3 separate regions of the Mus musculus genome follow, and all the other regions are linked to region 2. Evidence: chromatin loops called from intact Hi-C (ENCODE). Cell type or tissue: heart. All regions are shown on one strand.

Evidence for each region. Hi-C counts contacts between places; a loop is a spot of excess contacts. Peaks named below come from ENCODE experiments on the same cell type or tissue, not always from the same donor. Only the 100,000 strongest peaks of a DNase experiment are listed, where the experiment ranks them.
Region 1: it touches region 2 in a loop (7-fold over the local background); 22 of 42 quality-filtered maps call a loop at or near these places.
Region 3: a loop joins it to region 2, with 2.4 times the contacts of the local background. A loop is called at or near these places in 11 of 42 quality-filtered maps.

What each region holds. Positions count from the first base shown.
Region 1 is chr13:74,299,753-74,303,752 of GRCm38, reverse strand. Pdcd6 (programmed cell death 6) reads left to right here. Exons shown (of 6, transcript NM_011051.3): 6 at 1-632. Among named protein-coding and RNA genes, the nearest start is that of Ahrr, 9.4 kb to the right of the region's middle. In heart, CTCF peaks have their summits at 901 (motif pointing left) and 2,365 (motif pointing right); a DNase peak (open chromatin) is centred at 2,342.
Region 2 is chr13:73,968,694-73,972,693 of GRCm38, reverse strand. The region is part of intron 2 of Zdhhc11 (zinc finger, DHHC domain containing 11); the gene reads right to left. Among named protein-coding and RNA genes, the nearest start is that of Zdhhc11, 6.8 kb to the right of the region's middle. In heart, a CTCF peak has its summit at 2,006 (motif pointing left); DNase peaks (open chromatin) are centred at 1,443 and 1,923; H3K4me3 peaks cover 279 bases; H3K27ac peaks cover 1,611 bases.
Region 3 is chr13:74,173,366-74,177,365 of GRCm38, reverse strand. It overlaps Exoc3 (exocyst complex component 3), which reads left to right. Exons shown (of 13, transcript NM_177333.4): 11 at 3,218-3,379; 12 at 3,943-4,000. Among named protein-coding and RNA genes, the nearest start is that of Exoc3, 33 kb to the left of the region's middle. In heart, no CTCF peak of the experiment used is centred here; no DNase peak of the experiment used is centred here.

The sequences.
Region 1 (4,000 bases), 330 kb before region 2:
TACAAACCTTGGGTTTGCTGACTAATTGTGCCATGAGACCTAATAATGCTTCAGGATTTTGCTCTCAAACTATCATGTTCTTTTCTAGATGTCTCTAAGTCTATAGTTGCAATGCTTTTATTAGCCAATAGAATTTTAAAATAATATGGAACTTGCACAGAAGGCTTTTCATGTGCCTTACTTTTTAAAAAAAATTGGAATATGTAACATAAGCAATAAAGTGATGATACAGACTGGTTGCCTAGTTTTGGCTGGTTTTTTGCTTTGTTTTGTTTTAACCAAACAGGTGGAAGAGCTGTGCCGTTTGTTACACTACTCTAGCATAACACGTGTGCTGCGTGAACCTGGGAGTGTGGGGCCTAAAAATGAGGCAGACTAAAGTCTCATGCAAAAGCCAACTTTATTTAGAGCATCAGAAAATTTATACTCTGAGGGTTAAGAGGAACCACAAAGAAGTCACACATGGCAAAAACATGTTTTTTCCATAAAGGCGTATGAATAGCAACAGCTGCAGTAAACTCACTCCGGTCTTCCATACCTGGGAGGAGCACAAAGACACATTCTGGAACCAATTCTGTGAATTGAAGAAACGGGTCATGTAACGTAAGCAATAAAGTAATGATATAGACTGGTTGCCTAGTTTTGGCCGTTTTTGTTTTTTTAACCAAATAGGTGGAATAAATGTCCCCTTTGTTGCAGCTTAGTTGCTATGTGAACATGGGAGAGTTTTGTTTTCTGATAAGCACTCAGAATTCTTTCATGACTCCACTTTGGGACTGTGTTCTGATACCCTTGTCCTTGAAGTCACTGTCTCATGTGTACTCTCCTATCTAAAATTCTGTCCAACAGACAAGCAGGACAGAGGGACAACTAAACAGATAACCGAGTTACAGCTCTGGGGATGGACCCCTTCCTGCCCCCTGCTGGTCAACTCAAGTTGGAAGAAGTAGGTTATGCTTTAGGAGGGAGGGACAGGGTACGAAGACAACTGGGTAGGTGTCAAGGATGAGAAACAGATCCGTTAAGGTCCCCTCTGGCCAAGGATGCCACTGAGGCTTTGTTTCCTGTGGTTTCTAGTTTGTGGGATCAGGGAAGGTGCTATATTCTGTGGTGGCAGAGTTAACCTTGTGACCCCTTTATGGGCGTCTCTGGGTGTGCTCCATGGCTCCATCCCTGTCAGTCATCTACCAGACATCGGCCCACACTAGCAGATGACCCTAGTCCAGTGAGGCCAACCAATAAACAATGAAGTTCCTAAGTTCAATGGTAAATGATAACTCCATTTGTGTAGAGGCTACCTGGACCCCTCCATTTATAGCCACTCTTCACCTCTGCTTCATCCCCGTCCTATCCAGCCTCAGTCTGCAGGACTGCCATGTTTGTCCTTCCTGTGCTCACATACATGTCTATACATACATGTACCAAATATGAGTCTCATTGCACATTGAGCCTTCTAATGGCACACCTTAGTACCTGTGCTGTAGTCTTGAATACTACGTCACACTTGTACTATGTTCCTGGGCGGGAGAGATGGCTCAGCGGTTAAGAGCACTTACTGCTATTGCAAAGGGCCTGAGTTCAATTTGCAGCAACCACACGGTGACTCAAAACCATCTGTAATGGGATCTTCTGGTGTGTCTGAAGACAGGTACAGTGTACTCATATACATAAAATAAATCTTTTTTTAAAAAAGGTACCTGCACCAGCAATACGTCTTAGAACCTGCTCCATAGTCCTGAGTACCCCAACACCACACTATTGGTTGAGTACCTGCACTGGATGTATGAGGACCCACCCTGCACACCTGAGGGGACATAGCCACTACATGCCTGAGAACTGACACTGCCGACCTGGGTACCTGCTCATCTGCACTTCACCTAAGAGTGAAGTGACTTGATTGTACATGTGTGAGCTTGTACTACACTCCTGGGAGTGTGCCACACCCAAGAATGAAGTACCTGTGCCACATATCTGGGTGTGGCCGTGCCATAACCCTGAGTGGAGTACATTCCAGAGCCCAGTGCTGTTACTAGGAAGGCCTCGGCTTGGATGACCTGAACTCGGTGTGATTTGGTTGGGCTGCTTCAGAAACGGAAAATGTCCTGGAGTCAGGGTTCCTACTGAGGGAGGCAGAGTGATACGGTGGGCTGAAGGCCGTTTGTGGAGTGGGGACTTTCTTGTTCTCTCAAAGGGGAGGAGGTGGCTCATGGGGTGTAGAACAGTGCCCACCTTAAGAGAAGCGGTGCTTTGAGCCTCCAGTACACCAAACTGCCCAGAACAGCCCCTGCCCTTTAGTAGAGAAAGCTAGGAAGCCTGCCTTGGGAAAACCATTGAGCAGAATGTTTATAGGCTGTGCTCAGCCTGGCCACACGAGGGCAGTGCAATCACATCAGAAACAGTCTCTGCCCATCCTCTCAGGGCATTTGCAGAAACCATAGAAGGCCTAGGGGTTGGCTAAAGGGAAGGGTGGGTGTCTGGAGAGAGTTTCTTGTAGTTTGTGTCCTTTGCTGTTTCCTTTTTGTTGTTCATTCAGATCTGGTTGTTAGTATGTAGTGAATAGATAGCCAATTAGGAAAGTATGATAGAGGAGCTGGCCATGGTGTGAACAATGCCCTGTTAAGAAGGCAGCCATAGGAAGGAGAGACCAGGATATCCACCCTCCCCCAAGCTGACTCGTCATATAAACAGTATACACATGATTAAATGCTTCACAGCTTTGTGTGGTAAGAAACTGGTTGAGACCCTGAAGGTGTCACTCAGATACAAACTTCAGAGAATCCTACATGAAAAAAAAAAATGGTTAAGGTTGTCTATCCCTCCAGATGACAGAGACAAGAAGATCTTGGCGCTTCAACTATAGCCATTTTTACTAACAGTAGGAAGTGTGTCTTTCCCTCCCCTCTACTCTATTATATGGATGAGGTATACCGTCATGTTCCCAAGTACAAACTGGCTCCTGGTCCGTGTCCTGCAAGAAGAAATTTCTTTTAAATGCTTCACCCATGACCTCTGGAAAGTTACGTGTTGTGTTCCTTCCCTCCCAGCAGTTCACTAACAGACCCCCTTGTTCTGTCAGTGACCGTCTGTTCTCCCTCAAGCAATGCTGTCTCCACTTTCTTGAGACGATTCTGATGGCGCTTTACCTTGAGGTTAGGGAGAGAGAGGCCTCTGGGAGTAAAGTGTAGGCTCTGCAAGCACTAGGACCTGAATTTGGATCCCCAACATCCACATAAAAAGCTGTATGTGGTGATGCAGGACTCCTTTTTTTTTTTTTTTTTTTTTAGCTTTTTTTAAAATTAGGTATTTTCCTCGTTTACATTTTCAATGCTATCCCAAAGGTCCCCCATACCCAACCCCCCCAATCCCCTACCCACCCACTCCCCCTTTTTGGCCCTGGCATTCCCCTGTACTGGGGCATATAAAGTCTGCAAGTCCAATGGGCCTCTCTTTGCAGTGATGGCCAACTAGGCCATCTTTTGATACATATGCAGCTAGAGACAAGAGCTCCGGGGTACTGGTTAGTTCATATTGTTGGTCCACCTATAGGGTTGCAGTTCCCATTAGCTCCTTGGGTAATTTCTCTAGCTCCTCCATTGGGGGCCGTGTGACCCATCCATTAGCTGACTGTGAGCATCCACTTCTGTGTTTGCTAGGCCCCGGCATAGTCTCACAAGAGAGAGCTATATCTGGGTCCTTTCAGCAAAATCTTGCTAGTGTATGCAATGGTGTCAGCATTTGGAAGCTGGTTATGGGATGGATCCCTGCATATGGCAATCACTAGAGATGCAGGACTCCTAATGTTGAAAAAATCAGGAAGATCCCTGAGGCTCACTGAGCATCAAGTCAAGCCAACCAGTGAGATTCAGGTGCACTGAGAGATGATATAAGATGGAGAGTAACAGAGGAAGAACCTGTATATCAACTTCTGGTCTCCACATGCACACACATAGACACACATCCCCATACACTTATGTGTACATCCATACACACCACACAAACC
Region 2 (4,000 bases):
TCCTGCATGCTAGGGTTGGATTTTGTGGATGACATGTGTTGGGGGGGAACCTTAATGAAGGTCCCAAAAGAATCAGTGATGTAGGATAATCCTGCAAGAGGCCCGTATGCTGACCCAAACCCTGGTGCGGGCCCTGTCTTGCTCTCTCCATCTTCCAGCATGAACTGGGCAGTATGCAGGATTCTGGACATGGACACAGGACTGAGAAGCAGGTTCAGAGCACAGAGAAATGACTGTGAGGAAGACAGAAAGCTGTATTCCAGGAGGACCAGAGTAGGAGCTGATGCAGGACTGGATGTGTGTGTGGCTGCGGAGGCTTTTAGTACCTGATCTATTTATTGTAGACCAGATTGCAGCTATGGTATAGGTCAGTGGGGCTGGGCACAGGGTAACTCACAGCTGTTGATGCTACCATGACAAGAGTATGGTCCAGCATCTGTTCCCACTCCTTGAAGCTAATTTGAGGGCTAATATGCTTCCCTCGTGGCGATGGGTAATAAGGAGCATGTTCAGAACCCGGGACATTGGTGGGTGAGGGTCCAGGACATAGGAAGTCTTATACTGCCTGGGTTCTGTCTCTTTCCCTGTGACACTAGAACAGACCAGTTCTAATAGAAACCAGTAGGCAGATAGAAAGCCCAAGAGGCAGGGCAAGTGAGGAGCAAGTGAGGTAAGGCTGATGTCAACTGCACAGGCCCTCTGTGACTATACCTCATGATACCCTCATATCTTCTCCAAACCACCAGCATCCATACTCATATTGTTGGGGCCTCCTGGAACACAGGCCAATTATAGGGAGGTTATGGCTGTAAAGTAGTTCTCAGGGTACAACTAAGCCAGGTTCCCTTGTACCTGAACCTACCAAAGAGACCCCAAAGGACAACCAGTCCCCAGCCGTCACATGGAGTACCAGGAGGCCACCCTAAAAGCATTTATCTGTCACAAAAAAACCCCTCTGGTCACAGAGGGGACTCAGATCTCAGCCACAATCTTCAATCTGTCCATCTAGAGCATGGAGCTTGCTTACAAAAAACAAAGTTACAGCACATCTTTTATCACATTCTCCTGTGCAAAGCTTGTCCAGGAACACTCTGCCAGCAAACTTTTTACCACTCAGTGATATTCCTGTCACCCATAGGAATCATGCTGGTGACCTTACTCTATTATATTTTGTCTCAGATGACCTGGTTGGCCACTCCCTACCACACACCAAGGTGACATTCCCAAGAGGGAACCCAGAAGAGAAACTTCTTCAGGATCTGCCCCTGTCTTCTCTAGAGCCTTGTCTCAGTGGATAGCTAAATGTGAAAGAAGCAGGGTGAGGTGTCCTCCATGGAGGCCTCCCTCCAACTCCCTCTGGAAGTTTCCATGTGGGAGCCTATGAGAACCACAGCTGGCTGGAACATTCCCTAGCAACAATCTGTGTTTAGTAAACAAACAAAGGAAGGGCGCCAGCTCAGGACACCACCCTTCTTAGCCTCCTCGAACTAGTGACCTCTCCCTTGTCCTGTTTCCGCAGGAAGAGGGGAGGCCCAGGAGGCGTCAACATTCTGATACTGTCTGGATTCGTGATTCCTCCAGGGCAAATTCTGTGGCTGAGCTAAAACAGCAGCCTAAGACACGCTGTTTGATGGCCGCCGCCGCCCCCCCCCCCCCTTAGTTCACATTGCCTTGGCACAGCCCAGGACTCAAAAAAAAAAAAAAAAAAGAAGATTTCTAGGCTAAAGGTTTGGTATTGCACCGTGGGTCCTGTTGACTAAACTGTGTTTATTATCTAGCCCTTTGTCAGAAGGGGAGGAGTCCCACTGGCGACAGGACCCTCACAAGCCACCAGCCTGGTGAGCCCTTTCTTATCTGAACCACAAGAAGGATCTTCAGGCTTGTCTCTGGCCTCAGTGTTTCCTAGGATCCTCTCCACAGAAAGTCCTAGCTCTTCTAATCCAGCCCCTCACTTCCCAGCCCCTCATGGTGCCTAGCAGGTGCCAAATGATGCTAGTGCCCTCTAGTGGCTACAAACTAATACTAGTTTGAGCATAATGCCAATGCAACCAGGCTCCCAGTCAGGATAGTAAAAGAATTTCGGAGCTGAAAAGCCAAGAAGGCTGTAGGAGCTCCAGTGTCTCTGGACAAAAGCTTAGACTGAGCTACCAAGTTGGTATAGCAGGGCTCGGGGAAGAACGGGAGCTGAGGCATTTAGGTGTATGGCAGGAATGGCCCACTGCAGCAAACACAAAACCACCTGAAAGGATCCAGGGCCAAACAGGGCCAAGTTAGGAATAAAAAGAAGAAAGCAGTGATTATCAGGCAGTATGTGTCTCCTTAACATATCCACATCCTGACACCATCGTTGGCAGACCTCATTTGCAACAGAGTCATCACAAACCAGGTAAATGAGGCCACTGGGAAGAATCCTGTCCAGACCTTTAAAAAATGGCAACTGTAGACCAACAAGGTGATTCAACAGCTCAAAGGGCTTTCTGTGGAAGTCTGACAGCCTGGATCCTGGATCTCTAGAGAAAGAGAACCGAATCCTGAAAGTTGTTCTCTACAGGGATAGTGTAGAGGGCTGTCCCTGATTGTGTTGCCTGCCTGTGGATCCTGTTCTGGGCTGCCTTGCCTGGCTTCAGAGGAATATAGGATGTGCTGGGTCCTGCGGTGACTTGATGTGTCAGGATGGGTTGGTACCTGGGGTGGGGGTTTCTCCTTCTTGGAGGAGAAGGAGAGGATTGTGGGGAGGGGCTGTGTGAGGGGGGGCTGGGAGGAGAGGGGCAGCTGCAATTGGGATGTAAAGTGAGCAAATAAATTAATGGGAAAAAAAAGATAAGAAAGTTGTCCTCTGAACTCCACATACATGCTATGGTGAACGGACCACACACACAATATTTTTATGGGAAACATAGCAGACTGAATTCCCATGGCAGAAGGTGGGCCAACATCAGAAGACTGCATTCCCAGGCCATGGTAGTACTGGGTGACAGAGTACTACCCAGTGTCTTTCAAGAGAATGTGGAAAGATGAAAGGCAGGGAGGAAAGCTCCCTTTACAGGGCATAGATGGACAAGTTCAGGAAGGATGGCCGATCTAGAGATTTAGCACGGACTGTAACTAGGCTCCCACAGGTACTACACACTAATGGCAGCGGGTTGTGTTAACACCTGTATCATACTCTTGCTGAAACTTCCTGGTCAACCTGACAGGCCACGGGCTACCTAACATCTCAGAAATGCCACAGCCAAGCTCAGACTGGCAATCGCCATGCTCCAGTAAGGAGACAGAGAGTTTCTATCCCTACATTCAAGACTCAGAGCTGACTAGATTCTGGGTTTTTTAAACTTGTATAAGGGGTGTTTGGGAGACATTAGAAATTGCTGAACTATTGCCTGTTTTTTACCCATGCTAAGGCATTTAGTGAGGGTGCCATGTCTGGTGTTGCATAGAAAGAAGCAGGGCATTGAGCTATGGGCTGATGACTTCAGTATAATCTCTTATCCCTCGACATGGTTGTAGGCCCAGGAGGCCAATAGCCTACATTAAAGAGCACACAGGAACTTATGGCATCACTTTTCAACTCTGCAGACCTAGGGGGCTTGAGGGCTCTTGGTTAGAGGAGGCTACCCCAGACAGATGCTATTGGGGGACAGAGGGCCTGGGTGTCAGGACACAATGGAGGCTCAGTAGGCCAACAACAAGGTCTGGAAATTCTGGAGGACAAAGGAGGGTACAGCAGAGTTTGTGGGCTCCATACTAGGTATAGTGAGATGGGCCACCACTCAGAGTTGGAACTTGTCACCCTGATGAGAAGAGAAGGTTGGTGGAGTGCTGTGTATTTCAATAACATGACTCAGGTAGCTACACCTTTCTGTATCCCTCCATGGTGGACATTTGAACTTCCACATGGCTTAGTCTCTCGTGGTTTGAATGCCCACTCTATTTTGGTGACCATATAGAACCTGGGCTTTAGCAAAGACTCCTTTTGGAAGAGGATGCTGCTGGCTATTTG
Region 3 (4,000 bases), 200 kb before region 2:
GACTGGCCCCACCTTTCACTGGCTGAAGCACTTGGAAGAGCAGGCCCCACACTTTGTCTGGGCAGCATAGTGGAGCTGGCCCTCATGGCAAGGGTGGAGGTGTGAGGGTGGTGATAGACTGGAACATCTGACCCTACCACTTGCCTGCCATGAGGTGGCACAGTATGGAGGTAAAAGTATCTTTTATTTGCCTGATGTAATTATTGTCTCAGAGGTTTACTGCCTGTCTGCTAACCTAGGTCTAGTCCTGGGAGCTTCTAGCCTCTGTACAATCTAATCTAGGCCTAGAATGTTAATGTTTTTTCAGCCTCTGAGACTTATTGCTGAATATGCTCACCATTTCTAGTTCTTCCTGATCTCTGGCTGGCTGGTTCATCTCAACTATTCTTGCTCAAACTCTTTTCCAAGCTGACTGATTCAAACTGGCTTTTCTTAGTTTCTGACTTAGTTGCCCTGCTTGGCCTCATACTGACTTTGGCAATCTGTTCTAATCTTCTGACTCCTCATTCTCTGTCTTGTTCTGTCTTCACCTGTGTCTCTGTTGTTCTGCCTCTGCCACCTGTCTCTGTACAACTCTCCTGGTAAAACTGCCCCCTGCCTCTCTCTGCGCTGCTCTCTCTAAGCCTCAGTTTTCCCTCTGTTCTTGTTAGAGTTGGAGATATCGTATTCTGTCAAATCTTTCTCTGATTAGTCACTTTGTCTGCCTCTTGAACATCAATTTCAAATATGGGTGCATCCTTCTACAAACTAACTTTACCTTCATTTTTGGGGGATTAAAGTATGTACTGAGGGCATGTCTGCATTCTAACTAGATTACACATAGACCTAAAAGGTCTTTGGTTATGATCAGAGCAGCTACGTTGCTGGATTAAAATTCCCCTACATAGCCCTACTCTCACCCCTTGCCACCTGCATCACTCAGAAGAGCAAAACAGATCCTGAGTCTTGGAAAGCACAGCAAAGCAGACCTGGAGAAGGGGCACAGGTGAGCCACCATGAGGGTGAGAGCAAGGGAGAGCAGGCCCCACTTGTTTGCCTTGAAGTGGTGAGGTGATGTGGATAGGGGAGTGGTTACACACATACACACACACACACACACACACTCACTCACTCACTCACCTCCTGTGGCAGTTGGGAGAGCTGGAGAACTCACCCTGGTGATGTGGGTGTGGGAGAGCTAAGCCCCTGACCAACTCAGCTACCATCCAGTCCTAGATCCTGGACTTTGAGTTGGACCACCCCAAAATCTCCCTCATTTCTGAACTGCTGGAGCTTGTGAAAGGGCCATTCCTGCTGTTCCAAAGCTGCAGGATCTCCATGACACAAGGCAACAGCAGAATAACTGGGAGGAGTTCCAGTAAGAATTCTGTATTGATGGTGTAACAGAAGCCAGAATATCAAACCATTGCAGGTGAAGATGTGTGCACAAAGGGATATAGTGTGGGATACACTGACATACTATACCTTCCATGACAAGATGTTTTCTATGCTTGTTTTGTTTTGCTTATTTTTTTGTTTGCTTTTTATTTTATTTTGGGGGGCATTGCAAGGGCAGGGGGCAGATACAGGGAAGAGGGAGATGAGTGGAACTGGGGTATATGATGTGAAACTTGCAGAGAAACATTAAAAAATTTTTTTAAAGTAGTCTTGAACCTGTATCTTTACATTCCAGCAGTTATGTGTTGTTTTTAAATATTGTAGTTGCTTATTTTTCTAAAATTAACAGATTTTTATCTTTTTACTTTGTTTCCTTCAAGCATTTGTGTGTTGGTTTTTTAGCAGGGTCTGACTGCCAGATATAGAGTTTGGGCCTGTTTGTTTCTAACCATGTTAGGGCTTGTCCTTGCGAGCTGTCTTAATAGCTTATCTCCTGGTACATTTTGATCTCTGATTTTTATTTCATATGTAGATGATGGGTCTAAGGAAGAAAGAAATTATATATACTCTCAGGCATATCTTAGCTCCAGTCTCAGCCTGCTTACAGCATAGTTTAGTTAGTGATGTGTGCTTCTTTGTCTTCCATGGAGTCTTGTGGGAGTCCAGTGTGATAGTGTGCCTGCACTCCTGTGGTCATTCTTGAGATTCCATTTGGACTAGGGACAATTGACCACCCGTCACATAGGGAGCCAACTCCAAAGCAGAGGCTACAACCGACAGCCGTCACGTCAGTGGGTGTACAATTAAAGGATCTGACTTAAGCATCTCCTCAGTAAGGCTCCCTCACCGCCATAGAGGGACTCTAATCTCTTCAACAAGCCAGCTTCCCTGTTATTTTTACCATGTTAGTTCTAGACTTTCCCTTTGCTTTGTAATGCTCCAGAGGTATATTTCCTCATTTGAGTCTTTCCTGAGGATTCCCAAGATATTTGGCCTGTGGTTTTGGGTTTTTTGTTAGCTGAGGGTGCAGGGTGGTGGTGGTGGTGGTGGTGGTGGTGGTGGTGGTGGTGGTGGTGGTGGTGGTGGTGGTGGTGGTGGTGGTTTTTGGTTTTCCGCTAATCTGCTTGTGGATGAGGTACTGCTGTTGGACTCCATCTAAGCTAAGCTCCTTCTGCTAACCCATCCTGTCAGTCAAGAGACCAAAGCTTGTTTAGCTCAGGCAGTTCCTACTGCAGCCCCACTTTGTATTAGGTTGAGAGCCTCAGGATCAGGCAAAGTTGGAACCTCTAAAGGAGTTGGCCCTGAGACCAGGGTACACATCAATCAAGTGTTGGCTTGGTGTTTGTTCACTAGGGTCTCTGAAGCTCATTTGTAGATAATTTGGTGCCCTAGAAAAATGATGCTGGAAGCAAGCTCTCCAAGAGACTTAAATCTGTCTGATTTTAGATGGACTATAAGCATCAAGGATACACGGGTTATGTGTGGGTCCCTCTTGCCTCTGTGTGTGTGCTGTGCTGCCACTTGGCCTATCATAACTCCTGTCACCATGTAAACACAGGAGAGTCCAAAACTTTATGGTGAAATCCAGACATGTGTAATTTACTGTACTTATTTTAAAATCCTACAAAATATATATCCAGGTGTAGTATTCTAGAGGCTGAAACAGGAGGATTATTGTGAGTTTGAGGCTAGCTTGAGCTATATAGCTAGACCATGTCTCAACAGGAAAAAAAAAATCCAACTAAGTTGTTGGAAATAAGGTCGTACACCAGCCTGTTTGCAGGCCATCTTAGGTGAGAACATCTGTGTGGAATCTGCTACTGACTACATGTTCCCCCAGAGAATGACAGCTGAGGCACACAGACGTGTGGTGGTGGAATACCTGCGGGCTGTCATGCAGAAGCGTATTTCCTTTCGGAGTGCTGAAGAGCGCAAGGAGGGCGCCGAGAAGATGGTCAGAGAGGCTGAACAGCTCCGCTTCCTGTTCCGGAAGCTGGCGTCTGTGAGTAGAAAGGGGCTAAGCTCAGGGTGCTGCATGTCAGGTTGCTGAGTTATCTAGTAGCTTGCTTTTTGTTCCTGTGCCTGGACTGTTTAGGCCAGATGATGGGATCCAGGAACATCAGGAACCAGAGGCCAGGTAGTTCTGTCTATCAAGAAGAAGGTCTGGGTCAAGAGCCAGCCCAGCTTCCCAGCTGACAAGTGCATTTCCACAGAGGCCGACACTTTGTTAAGGCAACTCTCAAGATTTTTGTAGTGGCAGCCCATGTATAATTTCATGAAGTAATATACTTCTTCCTGTCCCTCTGTTCTTGATGATTCTGGTTGCCACCCATTAACCTCCTTGACTCAAGTGTCCATACTAGATACTCCTCACACCAGGCCTTTTCTCTGGCTGGAGACTAACCAAATCACCTCTGAGATTGGCCCCTGATCTTTAGTCAGAATGAATGAATCTTGGGGTGTTTACATAGAAGAGCAAGGTGGTTTGGAGATGTCAATATCAAATTGACATGACTGCAAAAAATAGAGTTGAGGGCTGTTCCTTACCCTGCTGCTGTTTTCCAGGGATTTGGTGAGGATGCAGATGGACACTGTGATACAATTGTTGCAGTGGCAGAGGTCA